Linked DNA regions of Homo sapiens: region 2 is linked to region 1. Evidence: read pairs that join two places in POLR2A ChIA-PET (ENCODE). Cell type or tissue: endothelial cell of umbilical vein. All regions are shown on one strand. Each heading gives the region's core, and the rest is flanking DNA. Links, peaks and the distances in the headings are about the cores only.

Region 1 (11,052 bases), core at 2,540-10,539:
AGAATTGATATTTATTATTTTTGGGAAGACAGTATATGAGTAAGAGTCATGCCTAAAGAACAGAGAAGAACAAAAACACTACTTTTTGAAAAGGGCAGTTTTAGACACTACAGGCCAGTGACATTGGTGTTAAGTCCAGACAGAATTGTAAAACACTTTTTCAACATTTGGTTTAGAAAGAGTGATTACTAAGAGTTGGACTAAGGATTTACTTACTTATTTTTCCCTGTCTTTGCTAGATATGGGGGGAAATACAGAGCATGTATGAGAGCTGCTTTGGCAAGAACAGATTTTAAATCTGATTTCACCTTCTGAGGAGCCTTATATAAGATAAGCTTAATTATATAACTTAGGCAAAGTTGTTTTCCCTGCATCACATAATAAGGACTAGAGCAAGAACTGGAACCCATGTGTTTTGACACTTACGGCAGTGGGAGGAAGCAGTGTGTTTCTATTATATTGCTGAGGCATACTAGCTATATCATCTGCCTTAGCCCAACATTTTCTTTATCTAGGTCTGGGCCATATAACCAAAAAGAATTGTGGGGAGCAGCCCTAAGAAGTGATGGCAGTTGGCCATTTTAAGTGTCAAGAGGATGTATGGGAGGCTGAGGCGGGTGGATCACGAGGTCAGGAAATCAAGACCGTCCTGGCTAACACAGTGAAACCCTGTCTCTACTAAAAATACAAAAAATTAGCCGGGCGTGGTGGTGGGCCCTGTTGTCCCAGCTCCTCGGGAGACTGAGGCAGGAGAATGGTGTGAACCCGGGAGGTGGAGCTTGCAGTGAGCCGAGATCACGCCACTGCCCTCCAGCCTGGGCGACAGAGCAAGACTGCGTCTAAAAAAAAAAAAAAATAGGATATATGGGATAGTATTGAGTTTAATCTACAGCATGAATAACATAAGTTCAGTGGGAATAAGGAATTTTCTGGTCGCAAAGAATAAGTGTTAGAATTGGTCAAGAATAGTTGTAAAGCAGCCTTCCCTAGAGAACTTTATGAAAGAATGGATTCCATTCTACCTGGAGTGTTTGAGATCTAATCCTGCTTAACTAGATGACTAAAAAGTTCATGCCAACCCAAAGAGTCTACAAAAATATTAGCTGACACATTTAATTCAATTCTTGCAATCCTTATGTGTGTTCAGCATTGTGTCCCCCTCATTAAGATGCAGTGGGAAGAGCTTTAGAGTGCCTGCTGTGTGCCAGGCAGTTTCTAGATGCAGTAGGTATACGTCTACTCTCATGGAGCTTTATTTTATGGAGAGAAGGATAGACAATAAACAAGTTAAATAAAATGTAAAGTATGTGAGAGAGTGATAAGTGATATAGAGAAAAATATAACAGGGATAGGGAGTGTGTTGGGGAAGAGAGTATAATTTAAGATAAGGTGATTGGGAAAGGTGGCTTTTGAGCTAAGAAATGCAAGAAAGGAAGGAGGATGCTGTACAGATTCATGGGGCACAGGCATTCCAGGCAGAGAGAACAGTTAAGTGCAAAGGCTTTGAGTCAGGAACAAGAAGTTCTGTGTGTCTAGAGCAGAAAAAAATGAAAGAAATCATGGCAGGACACATCATATAGAAAGGCCAGATCTTGTAGGGTGTTGTAAGTTGTTTTAAGAACTTTGGGTTTTATTGTGAGTGAGATGACAAGCCATTGGAATGAACAGAACGGTTATGTGATGAACTGACATACTCTTAACTAGATCACATAGTCTGCAGTGTTGAATGAAGGAGTACAGGTGGAAGCAGGGAGACTAGGAGACTGTTGTATTGCTGTAACGTGAGGTGTTGACTTGAACCAAAGTGTTGTGAAACTGGCCAAGTTGTAAACATTTTAAAGGTCAAGTCCACAAGATCTGCAGAGGAATGGATAGTTGGGTGTTAGAGAATGGCATTAAAGATAACTCTAAGCTTTTTGTCTAAATGATTGGAAAAAATAAATGTGCCATTTACTGATGTGAGGAAGACTGAAGAAAGCAGGGATAGAGGTGGGTGAAGATTAAGAGCTGCATTCTGGACATAGGTTTAGAATTTTTTAAAAAATCCAAGTGAAAATATTGTATAGAGAGTTAAACATGTGGGTATGGGGTTTAGGAGAAAACTTGTTTAAAGAAAAAAACTTGTGAATTGTTGGTATTTTTATGGTTTAAAGATAGGAGACTGGAAGTGATCACCAAGGAATGAATGTTAATAGAAAAAAGACCCAAGGACTGAGCCCTGAGATATTCACATTGTTAAGGGATTAGGGAGATGAGAAATAGACAAAGATGTAGCAAGAAGACCTAGAAACCAAGTAAAGAAAGTGTTCATGGAAGAGGAAGACAGATGCCAAGCTGTATCAGATGCTGCTGATAGAGCATGTAAGAAGAAGTAAGATTTTGGTACTTCATGTTTTATGGCGTATATATGAATGTATGTATAACTACCCAGCTCGTGTCCCTGTAAGCTCCCACTCCCTTCCTGGTGATCTGCCATTGTTATTTTAACTTGGAGTAATTTTACCTATGTCTGATATTACAGGAGAATCCAAATCCTCATATGGCATTCCAGAAAGTTCCACGGCCAACAGAAGGATCCCATTTGCGAGTTCATATTCTTCCTTTCCCAGAGATTAATGAAGCCCGGGTTCAGGAATTAATACAGGAAAATGTTGCTAAGAACCAGAATGCACCTCCTGCCACACGAATAGAAAAGAAATGTGTTGTGCCAGCAGGTCCACCTGTTGGTATGTATTTGTCTGTCTGTTTTAAAAGTAAACTGTTTATAAGGATGTAAGACCCAAAAAGGAAAAGTGTGCAATTTGATGAATTTTCACAAAGTGAACAAACTCCTGTAGCTAGAATCAGAGCATTATCAATACTCAGAAACTGTTTCATTCACTGCCTCCCAAAAAGGGTAATCATAACCCAACCACTGCCACTATAGAATCTTTTCTTTTTTTAATAACAGCTTTATTGAGATATGTTACATACTGTAAATTCACCAATGTAAAATGTGCGATCCCATGATTTTTAGTATATTTACAGACTCATTCAACCATTATTACTATTTAATTTGAGAATATATATATATTTTATATATATATATATATATAGAGAGAGAGAGAGAGAGAGAGAGACAGACAGACAGACAGACAGACAGACAGACAGACAGATTGAGTTTCACCCTTGTTGCCCAGGCTGGAGTACAATGGTGTGATCTCGGCTCACCGTAACTTCTGCCTCCTGGGTTCAAGCAATTCTCTTGCCTCAACCTCCTGAGTAGCTGGGATTACAGGCATGTGCCACCTCGCCCAGCTAATTTTGTATTTTTAGTAGAGACAGAGTTTCTCCATGTTAGTCAGGCTGGTCTCGAACTCCCGACCTCAGGTGATCCGCCCACCTTGGCCTCCCAAAGTGTTGGGATTACAGTCGTGAGCCACTGCACCCGGCAAGAATGTTTTTATAACCTAAATAGAAACCTCACACCTATTAGCAGTCACTCCCCATTTCCTCCCCAAACCACCTTCTCCCCAGCCTTATACAGTAATCTACTTTCTGTCTTCATAGCTTTACGTATTCTGGACATTTTATATAAATAGAATTATACAAAATGTAATCTTTTATGACTGGCTTCTTTCATTTAGCATAATATTTCCAATGTACGTCTATGTTGTAGCATGTATCAGCATTTCGTTTCTTTTTTTTTTTTTTTTGAGACGGAGTCTCGCTCTGTCACCCAGGCTGGAGTGCAGTGGAGCAATCTCGGCTCACTGCAAGCTCCGCCTCCCGGGCTCACACCGTTCTCCTGCCTCAGCCTCTTGAGTAGCTGGGACTCCAGGCGCCCGCCACCAGGCCCGGCTAATTTTTTTGTATTTTTAGTAGAGACGGGGTTTCACTGTGTTAGCCAGGATGGTCTTGACCTCCTGACCTCGTGATCTGCCCTCCTCGGCCTCCCAAAGTCCTGGGATTACAGGCGTGAGCCTCTGTGCCAGGCCTCATTTATTTTTAAATGTCTGAATAATACTCCGTTGTTTGGATATATATCACATTGGTTATTTATCCATCAATTGATGGATATTTGAGTTGGTTCTACATTTTGGCTATTATGAATAATGCTGCTGTGAACATTTATGTGCAAGATTTTGTGTAGATATGTTTTCAGTTCTCTTGGATGTATACTTAGGATTGGAATTGCTGGGTCATATGGTAATTCTATGTTTAATGTTTTGAGGAGCTGCCAAACCATTTTCCAAAGCGGTCGTGCCATTTTAGATTTCTTTCGTTCTAATTTCAGCCACTGATACTGAACATTTTTTCATGTGCTATTGGTCATTTCACTGTCTCTTTGCCCATTTTGAAATTGGGCTATTTGCCTTTTTATTATTGAGTTGTAAGCATACTCTCTATATTCTATATATAAGTCCCCTACCAGATATATTATTTGCTAATTTTTCCCCATTCTGTGAGTTGTCTTCCTTTACTAACTTTTGTCTTTTTTTCAGCTATTGAGGAAGAAATATTAAAGTCTCCCATTATAATAGCAGAATTCCCTATTTTTCAGTTTTTCCTGTTTTTCTTGATATATTTTGAAGTTGGTTAATTAGATGCATGTATAAAATGTGAATTAGGTTGGATTCTCCAAAGGAAAAAAATTCCAGATAGTAAACATATTTATTACAAGAAAATATGTTTTCTGGCTGGGCGTGGTGGCTCACGCCCATAATCCCAGCACTTTGGGAAGCCAAGGTGGGCGGATCACTTGAGGTCAGGAGTTCAAGACCAGCCTGGCCAACACGGTGAAACTCCATCTCTACTAAAAATACAAAAAATTAGCCAGGCGTGGTGGTATGCACCTGTAGTCCCAGCTACTTGGGAGGCTAAGGCAGGAGGAGAATCACTTGAACCCAGGAGGCAGAGGTTGCAGTGAGCCAAGATCGCACCACTGTACTCCAGCCTTGGTGACAGAGCAAGACTCTGTCTCACAAAAAAAAAAGAAAAAGAAAAAGAAAATATGTTTTTTTCTAATAACTCAGCCTAAAGAAAATTTAAAATACTGCTAAAGATATTTTAGATTTAAAAGTTTATAAACATAAACACATTGCTCTCTCAATAAAGTGTGTTATTAATTGGAGATTGTAAGTTTTCTATTCTAATATAGATAGATTTTCAGTTAATGCCACCAACCTATGTGTGTGGGAAGCACCAGAGCCCACAATTATGAATGAGCATTTCAGAGAGAAAAGTCACGTGAAATAATCAGTTTAACCAGGAAATTAATGTTACATGATTAAAAATGATTTGAAGAAAACTGGTAAAATTCAAGTAAGGTCTATAGTCTCATTCATTGTATTATGCCAGTTGTTTTCCTGATCCTAATAAAGCATAATTATGAAAGATGTCACCATAGGGGGAAGCTGGGTGATGAGTACAAAGATCTTCTTTGTATTACATTTGCAGCTTATTGTGAGCATATAATTAGTTTTATTAAAAAGTTTAAGGCTGGGCGCGGTGGCTCATACCTGTAATCCCAGCACTTTGGGAGGCCGAGGTCGGCGTATCACCTGAGGTCGGGAGTTCAAGACTAGCCTGAGCAACATAGAGAACCGCTGTCTCTACTAAAAATACGAAATTAGCCGGGTGTGGTGGCGCATGCCTGTAATCCCAGCTACTTGGGAGGCTGAGGCAGGAGAATCACTTGAACCTGGGAGGCAGCCGAGATCGTGCCATTGCACTCCAGCCTGGGCAATAAGAGTGAAACTCTGTCTCAAAAAAAAAAAAAAAAAAAAAGTTTAAAACATTATTTGACGAATATAGGTTTTGTATTGATGAGATGAAAGGAATGCTAATGAGTAAAATATGATAGTCTTTCTTCTTAGGTATGGGAGAAGGTGAAGGGATTGTGCCTTTAGAATCCAAAGAGTAGCCATAAAATATAAGTAGTCTTTTTGGCTTGAGAACCATTGATACTATTCTCACTTATAAATGGGAGCTAAATAATGTGTACACATGGACATCAAGTGTGGAATAATAAGACGCTGGTGACTCAGAAGGCTGGGAGGGTGGGAAGGGAGTGAGGGATGAGAAATTACTTAATGGCTACAATATACATCATTTTGGTTGATGGATACACTAAAAGCCCAGACTTCACCACTATGCAGTATGTCCATGTGACAAGGCTGCACTTGTACCCCTTAAATTTATGCAAAAAAAAACTATTGATACTACCTCATTTAAACAAATGGCATAGTATAGTTCTTTGTGAAAGTATAAATTTTATATAAATACTACTTTCATTTATATCCTTCTAATATTATTTTAATAAGTTAAATTTATTTAGGTAACTAGCTTAGTAGCCTAGGTAATACACTAGAATTTTCTAACCCTATGGTAAAAGGTGAAAGGTGCTAGGTTTGCATGACTAAAAAGTGACTTTCCTAAGCCAGTGTAACAGTTCATTGATCATGATCGTTTCTCTTTGTTTGCACTACTTTCTTTCAAGTCCCCTCTACTCAAATGTGTAATATCTAATATTTTGTGGAATGTAGTTTTTCTTTGGTAATATCTTAGAAATATTAACAATATTACTAGTTGTAAACAAAGTTTAAAATAGATGTTTGCCTTTGTTTAATATAATTTTACTTTGCAATGTGAATTAGTTTGCATAAAAGTTAAGTGTCTCATTAGAATCTACCCTGTGAAATTATTAATCAGCTAGCCTGATACTTCAACACTGGAACATGTAATCAAAATAATGATATGGAATACTTTCAATGCTCTGTAATAAGGGAAAAAATAAGGTGTAGGTCATATCAACAGTTTTTGTTTGTTTTCTAATAAGAGATGTGGTCTCACTCTGTCACCCAGCTGCAGTTCAGTAGTGCTGTCCTAGCTCACCGCAGACTTGGACTCCTGGGCTCAAGTGATCCTCCGACCTCAGCCTCCCGAGTCACTGGGATTACAGTGCAAGACACCATGCCCGGCTAATTTTTGTATTTTTTGTAGACAAGGGTCTTGCTATGTTGCCCAGGCTTGTCTCAAACCTCTGGGCTCAAGGGATCATCCCACCTCAGCCTCCCAAATTGCTGGGATTACGGGTGTGAGCCTCCACGCCCAACCTACAGTCTTAAAGTAGTAGTCTCTTTGCTTTTGTAATTACCAAAGAAGTTTAATTTATTTGTGCTTTCTTTATATTCTTTTACTAGTTTCGATAATGGACAAGGTGACGACAGTTTTCAACAGTGCACAAAGACTAGAAGTTGTCAGAAACTGTATCTCATTCATATTTGAAAATAAAATTTTGGAAACTGAAAAGGTAATAAAATGTGATCTTTCCCAAGTAAGCATTTATCATTTCCCTTTCAGATTTACGTGCTGAGGTTACCAGCTTCTCTCTTCTTTAATTCTATCCCTTTTCCTAATAAAGTATCCTCTCATTGTTTGGATCATTTTAAATGAATAGTGTCTAAGATTTAAAGCTGTTGGGCCAAGCTTAATTATATGACCACCAGAAATATATTCATAGTAATTTTTTCTGTCAAACTTTTAAACATTGTTCACAAAACACTATTTTGGGATATTACTTAGAAACTTAAAATTTTTTTCATTTTATTTTTATTTTTGGAGCCAGAGTCTTGCTCTGTCACCCAGGCTGGAGTACAGTGACATGATCTTGGCTCACTGCAGCCTCTACGTCCCAAGTTCAAGCGATTCTCCTGCCTCAGCCTCCCAAGTAGCTGGGACTACAGGCACGCACCACTGCGCCCGCCTCATTTTTGTATTTTTAGTAAAGATGGGGTTTCACCATGTTGGCCAGACTGGTCTTGAACTCCTGCCCTCAAGTGATCCAGCCGCCTCAGCCTCCCAAAGTGCTGGGATTACATGTATGAGCCAACATGCTTGGCCAAAACTTAACATTTTAATATAATTTTATGTATTGCAAAGAATCTAGTTAGAATATGTAATGAATTATAGGAACTGTAGTATTGAACTTAAATGTGCCTCCTTAGAGCATGTTTTCTTGCCTTCTTCAATGAAACATGCTGAACATAATGTAACCCTTTCTTACTGACTCATTGTCATAGTTCTGAATATCTATTTTCAGGGGTTGGTTAAAGCATGTAGAAATGTTTACCTTTACACTGACTGACCCAGTGCTCTTTACATTTTGTGCTTTTTGGTTTCTATGTTTTCTTAGAGTTGAAGTCTTTCACTTCTTTTGCTTTCAACTTTCACATCCTATTTCTTATACCCACCTTTAGTGATATCATGCCCTCCTACTTCTTGTTTTCTCCTTTGTTCTGATTTTTTAGCTAAATAAGCTTATTATTATTATATGTGAAGTAAATTAACTAAGTCCTACATGGTGAACTGAAGGAGGCATCTTTATGGATGTGCCTGTTGTAAAGCGAAAAGAGTTTTAATGCATACACCTAGAGATATCTGTTTTTGCAACTCCGAGTCCTTTTTCTTTCCTTTTTTATGATATTTAAATGAGAAGAGATTGTAGAACTTTTCAGTCATAATTTAAAGCTGAATAGTGATTAAGCAGCCAACCAGTTTAAAAGTATGAAATCACTTGTATTTCTTATTGTTTTAATTTTTCTTTCTGTTCTTGCCATGGAAAATTTACTAGTTATAGAAAGGTGTCTTACGTATCTATGGCTTTGACTCATGATCTGAAGCAACAGTCAATTTGGTAACCAAAGTTTTGTTAACTTGAAGAAAAATAGTGAAATTAAATGTTTTTCAATTTATCACATAATTATCTTATATTTCTTGCTGGTTTACATATAAAAATAACCACAAATCTATTTTATAATTGTCTTAATAATAAATCACCTATTCCCTAGGAGTTTAATTTTACTAATAACTATGTTAAATAAATTATAGGATGCGTTTGAATTTTCAGGATGATTGTTTGAAAGTTGTTGTTTCCCCCAGTGGTACCATTTGGTCATTTGTACCTCTCTTGTCCTCAGACCCTTCCTGCTGCACTCAGAGCCCTTAAAGGAAAGGCAGCAAGACAGTGTCTCACTGATGAATTGGGTTTGCATGTCCAGCAAAACCGGGCAATATTAGACCATCAACAGTTTGACTACATAATAAGGATGATGAATTGTACTCTACAGGTAATTTGTAGTTCTTTCAGATTATTCCTCTTATTTGAGAATACTTTTCATTTTTCCAGAATATTTTGTAATTACCAATATATCAGTTCTTGAGCCTACCACAGCTAATAGGATGAAGCGTCAGTATCTCTATCATTTCTGTCAAATACTTTTTTATTACTTGGCATAAATATTAAGAGTTTTTGTTCTTTCTTTGTTTTCTCTTTGAAAATGCTAGATTATTTTACTAGTTCTGTAATATAAGCAAGTTCTTTGAAAATGAAAAGTCATCTTTAAAGCATTCAGTTATATATTACTTAATGTCTATAGTCACATCAGCCCTTTTCAGTCAGTTTTCAGTTGTCCAAGCAGAGGACAATGAATGGTGGATAATCCAAACGATAAATGAATTACTTAATTAAGTATTTAAGTACTTTGTGTTTGTAAAGCACAACAACAAAATTTCCACTTGGCTTCAAAATGTGTGTATGATCTTTCAGAAACAAACTTCCCACAAAACAGTGAGGACAATTTAGGAGAAGCTAATAATCTTGTTTCCTCATCCTGCCTCCCTTGTTAGAGAGTCTATGACATTGGCATTCTGTTGAGAGGTAATGTAAAGTTCCTTTCTCAAACATTTTGCACAAGGTGGAAATGTAATTAAATATTAAGACTTCAAAGATCATCCGTGGGACTCCAGACAAAGTAAATAAATGCATGTTAAATATTGGTACATTGGAAAGCAAGAATTATAGGATATAATTAATCAAATTTATGAAAGAAACAAGGCCTAAATAAATGAGAAAATGTATCATTTGTATGGAATGGAAGACTCAATATGTTAAAGATATCAATTCTCCCCAAAACAATCTACAGAGACAATGCAATTCCTATCAGAACCTTAAACAGAAGAATAAAAGCCTTAAAATTACCAATATACTCCTAAAGAAAAACAACAAAGCACAGCAATTTACCTTGTCAGGTATCAAAAATTTAGTTTAAGATTATATTATTTGGCCAGGCACAGTGGCTCATGCCTGTAATCCCAGCACTTTGGGAGGCCGAGGTGGGCAGACTACAAGGTCAGGAGTCCAAAACCAGCCTGGCCAGCATGGTGAAACCCCATCTCTACTAAAAATACAAAAATTAGCCAGGCTTGATGGCAGGCGCCTGTAATCCCAGCTACGCAGGAGGCTGAGGCAGGAGAATCACTTGAAACCAGAAGGCGGAGGTTGCAGTGAGCTGAGATCGTGCCACTGCACTCCAGCCTGGGTGAAAGAGCGAAACTCCGTCTCAAAAAATAATAATAATTATTATTATTTAAGACAGTGTAGAATTGGCACACTTATAAACAAATTGACCAACAGAATAAAATAGAAAGCCCAGAAACAAATGCACACATATATGGAAACACGATTTATGGCAAAATTGGCACCAGCAGTGAAAAGATGAGCAGTTCAATTAATAGTGCTGGGACATGTACACATAACATACCATTGATACAAAAAATGCATAGATACCTCCCACCACACACAAGAATCATTTCCACATGTATTAAAGACTTAAATATGAAGAGCCAAAAAAAGCTAATCTATAAAGCTTAAAAGTTTTCAAACATAATACAGGAAATATCCATATGAATTTGGGGTAGGGAAAGATTTGTTAAACTAGTCACAACTAGTGCCAATGTTAAAAGAAAAGATTGATAAATTTGACTACATTAAAATTAAGAACTTCTGTTCATTAAAAGATACCATAGAGAGAGGGAAAACATAAACCTCAGAGAGAGAGGTTAATGCTCCGATTACAAGAACTATAAGCCAGGCATGGTGGTGTGCATCTATAGTCCCAGCTACTCAGGTAGCTGAGATAGGAGAATCACATGAGCCCAGGAGTTAGGCTGCAGTACACTATAATTGCGCCTATCAATAGCCACTGAACTCCAGCCTAGACAACTTATCAA
Region 2 (11,052 bases), core at 2,088-10,087, 130 kb after region 1:
CCAGGTGTAAGCGATTGCTGTTTTCATTCACTGTTCTGTTTCTGTCAAGCCCATGGGGCCAAGATCATAAAGTTACGGAACAGCAGCATTGATAAATGTAGCAAGTTTCAAAAACTAAAAGCTACCAGAGGCTTTGACTGTCATGTCCATTGCTCACAATGCATTTTTAGAATGTGAAATTCTATTTTCTCTTTTTTCCATATTGATCACTTTCTAAATGCTTTTGACCAATCCCTTCAGCTTTTATTAATATCCAGGCCCAGTGGACAGATTTGCTTTTATCTAGAAACAGGAGGCTATATTTTCTGTTTTTCATAACTCTTGAACATTTCAAACTTACTGAAAATTCATAACAGTAGAACAAAGAATTTCTGTATATATTTTACCCAGATTCACCAGTAGTTTCTACTTTGGTCCATTTGTTTATCATTCTCTCTCTCATATATACACATATTTTTTTTGAGCCATTTGAGTTAGATATAAGATGTCCCTTTATCCTTAAGTACATCACAATATGTTTCCTAAGAACAAAGACATTATCTTTTTATGTTTTTTATTTTATTTTGTTTTTTAAATTTATTTATTATACTTTAAGTTCTGGAATACATGTGCAGAACGTGCAGGTTTGTTACATAGGTATACATGTGCCATGGTGGTGTGCTGCAGCCATCAATCCATCATCTAGGTTTTAAACCCTGCATGCATTAGGTATTTGTCCTAATGCTATCCCTCCCCTTGTCCGGCATTATCTTATATAAGCACAGTAATCAAAGCCAGAAAATTTAATTAATATAAAACTTTTATCTAACCCAGAGTCTATATTCACATTGTGTTAATGATCCTTTTTTAGTTTAGTACCTAACTTTTTTATTCCTGGTCCAGGATCTAATCCAGGATCAGGCATTGCATTTAGTTGTCATATTTCTTTAGTATGAACCCTTATTTTCTAGAAAGTTTTTAGAAATTTATGTTGAAAGTTTTAAACTTCAGTTATGACGAAATAACAATAGTTTTAAGTTATCTTCCATCGGTGATAAAATATAAGGGCTAAAATTTCATTCACTGTTAACCATGTAGAATTCGGGCATCTGCCAATACAAATTACAATACTAGGGAGAGCTTTGCAGACTTTGGAAAAGAGGCCCTTCCTTTGCCTGAAAGAAGGGTAGATTGGGGATTATAGAAAATTTGAGGTTCCAGACAGTATATTATTTCTCAGTTGCACAGCTAGCCACCTGTCTAGCTTTGCTTACCAGGTAATATCCAGGTATGGTATGCTGAAGCATGAGCAAGTTCCTAGGGATTTACAGCAGTGGACCAAGCATCTTGTCTTAGCACCATAGGGTCGGAGAGGAGCCTATGATGTTTGTTATCTCAGCCTTCAATGGAAGAGACAAAGCTTTGTGTGGTATTTTACATTTAGAAACTATCAGAAACATGTATATTTATATTAGTTTCAGAAATATATACCTGTATCAAGCCTGTTATATCAGCTGCAACAGAGATGTAGCAATTTAAAAATTTTAAGAGTTGCCTGGGTATATGAAACAAAAGATATATATAGCTTTAGCTGGGAAAAAATTTCAAAAATCCCATTGAGTTTAAGTTACACCTAGTGTTACAGCTCTTTTAGAATTTGTCTAGCAGACTTTCCAGTTTTTGCCAGAAAGCCCACTAATAAAAATTAAAAAATAAAAGTTACACAAGTGATTTACAATAAGTTTAATTTAGGAAATATCAGTATTTTATGATTCCCAGCTGTTATCTCAAACATGTTTCATAACCTTCAGGTTTACATTGCAAATAACTAAAGATGGAGTCTGGTGAAACTATTTGATAATAAAAGAAGCCTTATCACTTTTTACTGAATGGCAAGAAAACACCAGAAGAGTTCTTTGTGATAGAGAAGAATATAATCAAGAACAGTCTTCAGAGTCTTCACCTCCATCTGATTAGTCAGGAAATAGGTTCTCTGTTTAATTCTCTGGATTGCCTAGATTTTCTGTCAGCAAGAAGGGTTAAATTGTTTGAATAAATAAAGTACTTCTAGGTCCATTACATCTTAGTTTCCCTTTAATTAAAGCTGATTCTCAAAAGGATACTCAAGTTTCTGATTTCTTATTTTTCTCCTTCAAAAAAGGGGAATTATATTATTTTTCTATGCTTCTTAAAGTTTACAGCTAATTAGAGTCAGGACATCACATATACACACTTAAAACAGTTAAGAAATAAGCAAATGTGTTGCCAACTATGAAGGCCATATGATCTCAAAGAAAGGCTTGTGAGTTGGTAGAAAGAGAGTTTGAGTAAGTAGAGAAGTGGGCAGGCTGGCTTTCCATGTAGGAGGACTCCAACAAGCATGCTTTGTGGGAACTGTGGTAGGGACAGTGGCATGAGGATAACCAGAGTGGGTTCAGGGCAGTCCTCCCCGACAAGCTAAACCAAGGAGTTTAGATTTGGGGTGATAAGTAGTTTGTGTCTCACTTTACATTTTCCTGCACGTTTTTCCTAAGACAGTATCCTGATGACAGTGGTGTTTTATGGGAAATTAGTCTACTGCCATATTAAAAGTAACCTAAAGAAGGAGAGGCTTAACAAGAGTCTGGACCAGTAGTGGCTGTGGGAAAGGAGAAGAAACAATTTGAGCTAAGTAGGTGTCAACAATACAAGTAGTGCTTTTATATTAAGTTGACATTCTCTTTGGTTTTATGACTTGTAGTACCTTCTCAAAAACAATTGTGAAAGGTGCCAAAAGGGCAGGGAAAATGACAATTGGGCGGCAATATTTACTGAAGAAGAAGACAGGGACAATTGTGGAAGAAAGAGTAAATCGTCCTGGATGGAATGAAGATGATGATGTATCTGGTATGTGAAAACTTGAATTTCCTTCATTATTCAACTTTATTTCTTATATGAATAAGAGACTCAGATGTAGTTGCACTTACATCTTGATTCACAAAAACCTAGATCTCATGAGAAGATGGAAGCACTTACCAGCTTCTTAGAACTGGGGGAAAAATATTTTCCCAATATCCCATTGTTCAGGTAATATTTTGTTAAATTATACTTCTTTACTAAATTCATACAGCTAATTGGTCATTTTTATGTGTGTCTCATTAAAAGAAGAAAGAAGGGAACCCCACTGCATGGGAAATTTAGGTATAGAGTAGTCCCCTGTATCTTATCCTTCTAGAATAAGAATTTAAGGTAAGGACATTGAACATTTCAAGTTGAAGATTTCAGTTTTTGGTAAGAACATTGTTGGTGCTCTTAATCAAAATGGGGGACCTAAGATGAAGGAATACTTAGGTCATAAGAAAAAATACTTGCTAAATATTTGAAAGAACAGCTACAATATCTCTCAGTGGGAAAAATAGAGGCAGAAAGCTAGTAGCAAAATCTCTGAGTGACTGTTTCCCATTCTTAACCCAGTATCAAATATGCTATGGAATCAGCACTACAGAGAAGCTGATATAATGGGAGGCAGAATGCCATTACACCCTTTTTTTCCCCTCAGGATCTTAGAATCAGTCACCGGTGGTTTTGCAAAAACTACTACTAACAACAACAACATTTTAAAAAAGAAACCTCATCTTCAGAGAAAGCACTGGCTAACCGGTCTCCATTTTCAGTTGCTGGGATAAAGAACCTATGTGGGCCAGGCGCAGTGGCTCATGCCTGTAATCCCAGCACTTTGGGAGGCTGAGGCAGGCAGATCACTTGAGGCCAGGAGTTCGAGACCAGCCTGGCCAACATGGCGAAACCCTGTTGCTACTGAAAATACAAAATTTTAGCCAGGCATGGTGGCATGCGCCTGTAGTCCCTACTGCTCAGGAGGCTGAGGCATGAGAATTGCTTGAACTTGGGAGGAGAAGGTTGCAGTGAGCCGAGATTGCACCACTGCACTCCAGCCTGGGTCGGACAGAGCAAGACTCTGCCTCAAAAAAAAAAAAAAGAACCTATGTGGTTTTGTATGTATGTATGCATGCCCTGGGTGAGAACATGTACATACAAGCTTGCCTTTGGGGCAATGAAAATACCCACCATTATATCACTGAAATAACACCACACCCATTTGTTGGAACCCTGATCTTTTCACAGTCATGTGTCAAACCATAAAAATATTATCGCTACCCATCACTATTGACTCTTCTAACTCAATTTTTTTTATATTTCATGGAACAAAACCTATTATTCTATGATAATTATTCTACTAAAAGACCAAATTATATAATGTTCTTTGCTCCTCTGAAAATTAAAGGCCAACACAGAATTGATACCTGATGATATTGCATTGTGAAGTTCACAAATGGAAACATGAATTGAAGTTCACAAATTGAAACACTTAATTGTTGATGTTCTGCTTTTTTAAAATATATTTTAATGAAAGAGGGCCATATCTTTGCCTGCACATTAGTACTTTGAGTACATTTTCAAAAACTTTGAAAGCTTGATTTGATGTCTCTTACTTTCAAAATAAATAGGGAAGTAAATTAGGACAGTTTTTAACATGGATTTTTTTTTTCCCCAGTTAGAACATGCAGTACCAATTAGGAATGTTCTTTAAAAAAAAAAAAGCCTCCCTAAAATATTTGATTATTGAGTAAATTCTTCCACATCTAAAATTGTAAAGGATTCTGTAACCTGTGATTGTAAAACTGTGAGGGGATTTCCCACGTACACCACATCCTCTAACAAAAATATTTCCAGGAAAAAAGTGTAACTCCTTTATACCTCTCTGAGGAAATAAAGTTATTTTTCCCTCTAGTGAACTTCTGGTTAATCCAGAAATTTCTAATAAAAGTTTATAGTCTGAAAAGTAAACTGAAATCTGGATGATGAGTTTGTATAGTGATTTTATGAAAGATAAATTTTACTGATGGGTTAGCCTCTGACAAACTTTGGGTGTTTTTATAGAGTCCTAAATAGAAATCACTGCAATTTGACAATAAGCAAGCCTTCATGAAACAGAACAGTGTAGGTAATGAATTCAAAATTATATTGTTTTTAGAAATTATTTAAATGGTATTATTTTCCTGACATTTTTTAGTTGAATTACTGATATTTTATTTCTTGACTATTCATTACACTTTTAATTTATGTTTATTTAAGTGTGATTCCTCACAGAAGTTACATGATTTAATTTGTGATATACATAATACTTGTCATCCTAATATAAACCTGTCTTGGTGTAAGAGTCTTCTTCAAAAGTAGCGGGTTTGTTTTTTTTTTTTTTTGCGGCTGGGGGCGGGGTTTGAGACAAAGTCTCGCTCGGTTGCCCAGGCTGGAGTGCAGTGGCACGGTCTCAGCTCACTGCAACCTCCACCTCCCGGGTTCAAGTGATTCTCCTGCCTCAGCCTCCCGAGTAGCTGGGATTACAGGTGCCTGCCGCCACACCTGGCTAATTTTTTGTATTTTTAGTAGAGATGAGATTTCACCATGTTGGTCAGGCTGCTCTCGAACTCCTGACCTTGTGATCCGCCCACCTCAGCCTCCCAGTGCTGGGATTACAGGCGTGAGCCACCACACCCAGCCCAAAAGGAAGTTTTTAATCCTGTGCTTTGAGCTAATCATTTCTTCAATATCTGTCTCTACCATCCCAGTTTCAGATGAGAGTGAGCTCCCCACAGGTACTACCCTGAAGGCCTCAATTGCTTTGAGCTAATCATTTCTTTGATATCTGTCTCTACCATCACAGTTTCAGATGAGAGTGAGCTCCCCACAGGTACTACCCTGAAGACCTCAATTGCTTTGAGCTAATCATTTCTTCGATATCTGTCTCTACCATCACAGTTTCAGATGAGAGTGAGCTCCCCACAAGTACCACCCTGAAGGCCTCCGAGAAGTCTACAATGGAACAGTTGGTGGAAAAAGCTTGTTTCAGAGACTATCAGCGTTTAGGTTTAGGAACCATAAGTGGCAGCTCTTCCCGTTCAAGACCCGAGTATTTTAGAATTACTGCCTCCAACAGGATGTATTCACTCTGCCGGAGGTAAGTGTGTCAGTGGGCTCCAAAAAGAGGTCTTCCTTCCTTTCTTCTTATTTGAATCTTTAATAGGCCATTTGCATCCATAGCCCTGAGATAGATAAAAATGCCTGAAAATAAGAACAAGGTCTCCAGGATACGAGCAAGCATCTCATTGGCATTCTCGGAACAATTACCTTACTGAAAGTACCTCTAGTAGGTGAGAAGGTGAAAGGTAAAGTACTCACCCCCTATGAATTTCTCTTGTCTTTCTCTTCCCAGTTTGCTTCTTTTCTAGCATGACTAAAGATAACTTGAAGAACAGGATTTTCCCAGCCCAATAGAGGACATGAAAGTCTTTTGTAGGCTGGGGAGCCACAAACTCTTTCTATAAAGGGTCAGTTGGTAAATATTTTCAGTTTATGAGCCATAGAGTCTCTTGTTGCAGCTATTCAACTGTGCCGCAAAAGCAGCCACAGACAGTAAGGAAATGAGTAGGCATGGCCAGTTTTGGCCCACAGGCTATAATTTGCTGACCCAGGTGTAGGCAAGGCTTTCTTATGCGGTCTAATTGGAATGTTTTCAAGGGAATATTACTTAAAGGATGTAAATAAAGAGGCATTTTCTTTTTTCAGTTCTTGTCATCTCTCACTGTTTTTCAAATATGTTGAGTCTTATTCCATGCTTTACTATATGTAAATATATATTTTCTAAAATTACATTTTCACCATCCACAAGTTTAGTCATTTTCATCTCCAGGTAAGATTTTTCTTTGCATTTATAAATTCCTGCTTAAACAGCTCTGAAATCACTTTGTAAATTGTAAGCTTTGTACATATTTTAGAAAGTTATCTTAATGTTACTTTCAACCCTGTTGCTCTTGAAGATAGATATGTCATTTTAAATGGCAATTTAAGTTTACAAATATTAATATGAAACTTCAGAAACAAGTTGGGAATATAGTTTTGAGATTGTGGCCAAATAAACATTTTGCATGAAGTTCTGAAAAATTGGCACTCTGAGTATGCAGTAATTTTTCTGGAATTCTCCGTCATTCTAACTAAATTTTCTCTGAAGATGAGTCATGTTGTCGGGGTGTGATGTCCTGCTGTTTGGAAAGTTTGCTATCAAAATTATGCCAGCCATTGAGAAAACAGACTCATTTATCATTCCAATCTGTCAGAAGTAAAATAAAATTTTAATAGATGACTTATTAGAACACTGGTTATAAAGCATTTATGATGGTAAAAAGTAATATATATCCATTAAGTTATTAGCAGGAAGGAAATGGAATAATAAAAAATAATCCAAAAGAAGGCAAGAAAGGAAAAAAAAGGGGACATAGAACAAATGGAATAAATAACAAGTAGTAAGATGGTAGATTTAAATTCAAATATATCCATAATTGCATTAATTATTAATTGACTAAATGTTCCAATTCAAAGAAAGAGATCAGGGTTTGCTTTAAAAAAAAAAAAAAAAAAAAAGTGGCTGGGCTCAGTGGCTCACGCCTGTAATCCCAGCACTTTGGGAGGCCGAGGCAGGCAGATCACGAGGTCAAGAGATGGAGACCATCCTGGCCAACATGGTGAAACCCTGTGTCTACTAAAAATACAAAAATTAGCTGGGCATGGTGGCTTGTGCCTGTAGTCCCAGCTACTTGGGAGGCTGAGGCAGGAGAATCACTTGAACCCTGGTGGTGGAGGTTACAGTGAGCCGAGGTCAAGCTACTGCACTCCAGCCTGGTGACAGAGCAACACTCCGTCTCCAAAAAAAAAGCTTTCTGCTGCTTTTAAGGGACAAATCTAATATACAAGTATATAAAAAGGTAGAAAGTAAAAGGATAGAAAAAATATACCACGCAAAACTACCTTTAAAAAAAGTTGTTGTCACTATATGAATATCAAAGTAGACTTTAAAAGCAGTAAGAAAGGATGGTTGATAATGACAAAAGGTTTATTTTACACACAGCAATTCATTAAGATCAAGTGGAGTTTATTGTAGGAATAGAGTACTGGTTTCACATCTGAAAATCAGTCAGTGTAATTTACCACATTAACAGAATTAAAAAGAAGTTTATTATATAAAGATAAGCATTTTGCAAATGCAAAGTACACTTATGAGTTTTATTTATGTAAATTTATTTATGTAAATTCTGTATTTTTTGTCACATTTGTGATCTTTAGAAAAAAGCTCTCAGCAAAAGAGAGTAAGAATGAGCTCCCATGAGTAGCGCCCTGAAGGCCTCAGAGAAGTCTACAGTGGAACAGTGGGTAGCTCCTTAATCTTCTGTCTTAAAAATCCTACACAGGAAATTACTTATCTTAGAAATAAATAAAATATTAAAAGCTTTTTCTCTGAAATCCTGACAAGGATGCCCATTATCACCATTTCTATTCAGTGTTGTACTAGAGGTCTTAGGCAGTGCAAAGAGACTAGAAAAGTAATAAAAGGTATAAAAATTGAAAAGAAAGAAATAAAACTGCCATTACTCACAGATGACCAAAATGCACATGTAGAAAATCTGTAGGAATCTGCCAATAAACTTTTAAAATTATTAAGTGGATTTAGTACAAGGTCACTGATAAGGTCACTAGTACAAGGTCATTTACAATAATTATATATATACTAAAAACATTATTACAAAATGAAATTTTCAAAAAGTGATGCTATTTTGGTATTATTCCTACTATTTACAGTAGCACTAAAAAACATTACTTAGGGATGAATCTAATAACCAGTGCAAGACCTCTACATGGAATACTTAAAACAATATTGAAGATCATTGAAGAGCTAAATAAGTAGATATTTCAGGTTCTTAGATTAGAATATTCAGTATTCTAAAACTGAATTTCCTGAAATTGTTCTATAGAATCAGTCCCAATCTCAGCAAAATGTTAATGGAAACTGAAAAGGTAATTCTAAGAGTTACATAAAAATGTGGAAGGCAGAGTAGCCAAGATAGTCTTACAGAATAATACTATAGGATGTCAAGAGTTTTTATAAAGCTACAGTAATTAAGACAGTATAGGACTGACACAAGAATGGACAAACGGACCAGTGGAGCAAAATAGGGAATATATTAAACAGAAACACCCCAACATATGTGGATACTTGATTTAAGATAAAAATAACACTTAAGAGCAGTGGATAGAAGATGTTTTTTCAATAAAGGATGCTGGGAAAAATTAATCTTGACCTATTCCCATTGACCTATAGATCTATATGTAAAAGGTTAAAACAATAAAACAATAGGTTTGTTATTAAGGTTAAAGCAAATAAGCTTAAAACAATAAAGCTTCTAGAAGATAAGAGAATGTCTCCATGACCTTGAGGTATAGGGAAAGATTTCTTGGGATAGGAAAAACATTATCTATAAAGTAAAAAATTGATAAATTTAGAACTTCTGTATATCAGGAGATATCATCAAGAGAGTAAAAAGGACTATAAATTGGTTAAATAACTTTGGAAAGTTGTCTAATGCTGTCTAAACATTTAAACATCTACTGAACATATTCATAACCTAATTCCTAGAAATTCTCCTCTTAGGTGGAGTAGAATTTCTAACAGAAATACATATGTGCTCCCAAAAGACATCTACAAGAATGTTCATGGCAACATTCTTAATAATTAAAAAAACTAGAAACTACTCAAAATCAACAAGAGAATAGATAAATGGTATCATACTCACACAGTGAAATACAGTAATGAAAATGAACAAACTACACGTGAGTACAAATAACACGGATGGATCTCATAAACATAATATTGAGCAAAAGAAGCCAAACATGAAAGAATAAACTCTGTTGATTCCCTTTATCTAGAATTCAAAAAGAAGCAAAATTCATCCACATTGTTAGTCAGGATAGTAGTAATCTTTTTTTTTTTTTTTTGAGACAAGGTCTTGCTCTGTCTCCCAGGCTGGAGTGCAGTGATGTGATTCCAACTCACTGCAGCCTCAACCTCCCTGGCTCAGGCGATCCTTCCACCTCAGCTTTCTGAGTAGCTGGGACTAGGCGCATGCCACCAAACCTGTCTAATTTTCTTTTTATTTTATTTATTTATTTTTGTAGAGAAGAGGTCTCACTATGTTGCCCAGGCTGGTCTCAAACTCCTAGGCTCAAGCCATCCTCCCAGCTGGGCCTCCCAAAGTGCTGGGATTACAGGTGTAAGCCACCATGCCAGGCAGGATAGTGGTAATCTTTAAGAAAGAAGAATAAATAGTGACTTGGAGGAAATACTAGATCTTGGATGCTTGTAGTGGTCAATTTCTTGACCTAGGTGGTAGTGATATCACCTAGGTTTTGAGCATTTGTATGTGAATTATGCTTGAATTAAAAAGTTTCCACAACAGCTTCTGAAGCCTAGTCTACCTCTTGAGAGTTAACTGTGGAGCCCAGAGCTGAAGGCTCTGAGTAGTGGGTTAGGATGGGTGGCAGGGAAATTGATATCTTTCATTACGAAATGAGACTGGTACTGGGAGTAGCTTCTCTTGGTCTTTAGGCTTCACACAATTTGCCCCAGCATGAGGGGCTCTCCAGCTGTCATGCAAGCCCATGTCAGGAAGCAGGAGAGAGCCATAGATCTTGTATGTAACAGAGGATGGTCTGTGTGTAGTGCTCATTCACAGTGGAAGGAGATGGCTCACTACAGGGGGCAGGGAGTGAAGGAGTGTGCTCGTTCTTTACCGATTATTGAAGTAGCTCCTGGAACCATTAAACATTATTTCCCTGTCTAATACACATTGTATCTTGAAGCAAGTTGGGAAAAACTGATATTCAAGTGGAGATAGAGGGTCCTAATTATGGAACTGCCTTTTCAGTCTTCATGAGTGATTATGTCTATAGCTTGGTCTTTTCATCAGTTTGTGGTATTACAAAAATTCAGGCCACAGCTTCCTAGATCACCAAAGCCCTAGGCTTTCAGAATGCTTCCAAGTTATCATTGGTTAAGTATGGAAAGTTAATTTGGCATTCAGTAAAGTAGTTGAAGGTTATGATTTATGTGACCATAAACTAGATTTCCTTTCCCTCCTGTCAGCACTGGTTCTTATCAAGATAAGGGATAAGAAGTTCTGGAAATGGATA

Evidence for each region. Peaks named below come from ENCODE experiments on the same cell type or tissue, not always from the same donor. Only the 100,000 strongest peaks of a DNase experiment are listed, where the experiment ranks them.
Region 2: POLR2A ChIA-PET joins it to region 1 with 10 read pairs; 4 of 35 experiments call an interaction of 5 or more read pairs at or near these places.

The regions. Positions count from the first base shown.
Region 1 is chr11:9,960,015-9,971,066 of GRCh38, reverse strand. It overlaps SBF2 (SET binding factor 2), which reads left to right. Exons shown (of 40, transcript NM_030962.4): 14 at 2,522-2,726; 15 at 7,185-7,294; 16 at 8,961-9,110. Among named protein-coding and RNA genes, the nearest start is that of LINC02709, 210 kb to the right of the region's middle. In endothelial cell of umbilical vein, for the core only: no CTCF peak of the experiment used is centred there; no DNase peak of the experiment used is centred there.
Region 2 is chr11:9,834,438-9,845,489 of GRCh38, reverse strand. SBF2 (SET binding factor 2) reads left to right here. Exons shown (of 40, transcript NM_030962.4): 25 at 2,720-2,865; 26 at 5,794-5,992. It overlaps LOC101928008 (a long non-coding RNA gene), which reads right to left and starts at 6,348. Exons shown (of 3, transcript NR_120539.1): 1 at 6,214-6,348. It also overlaps the pseudogene RNU7-28P. In endothelial cell of umbilical vein, for the core only: no CTCF peak of the experiment used is centred there; no DNase peak of the experiment used is centred there.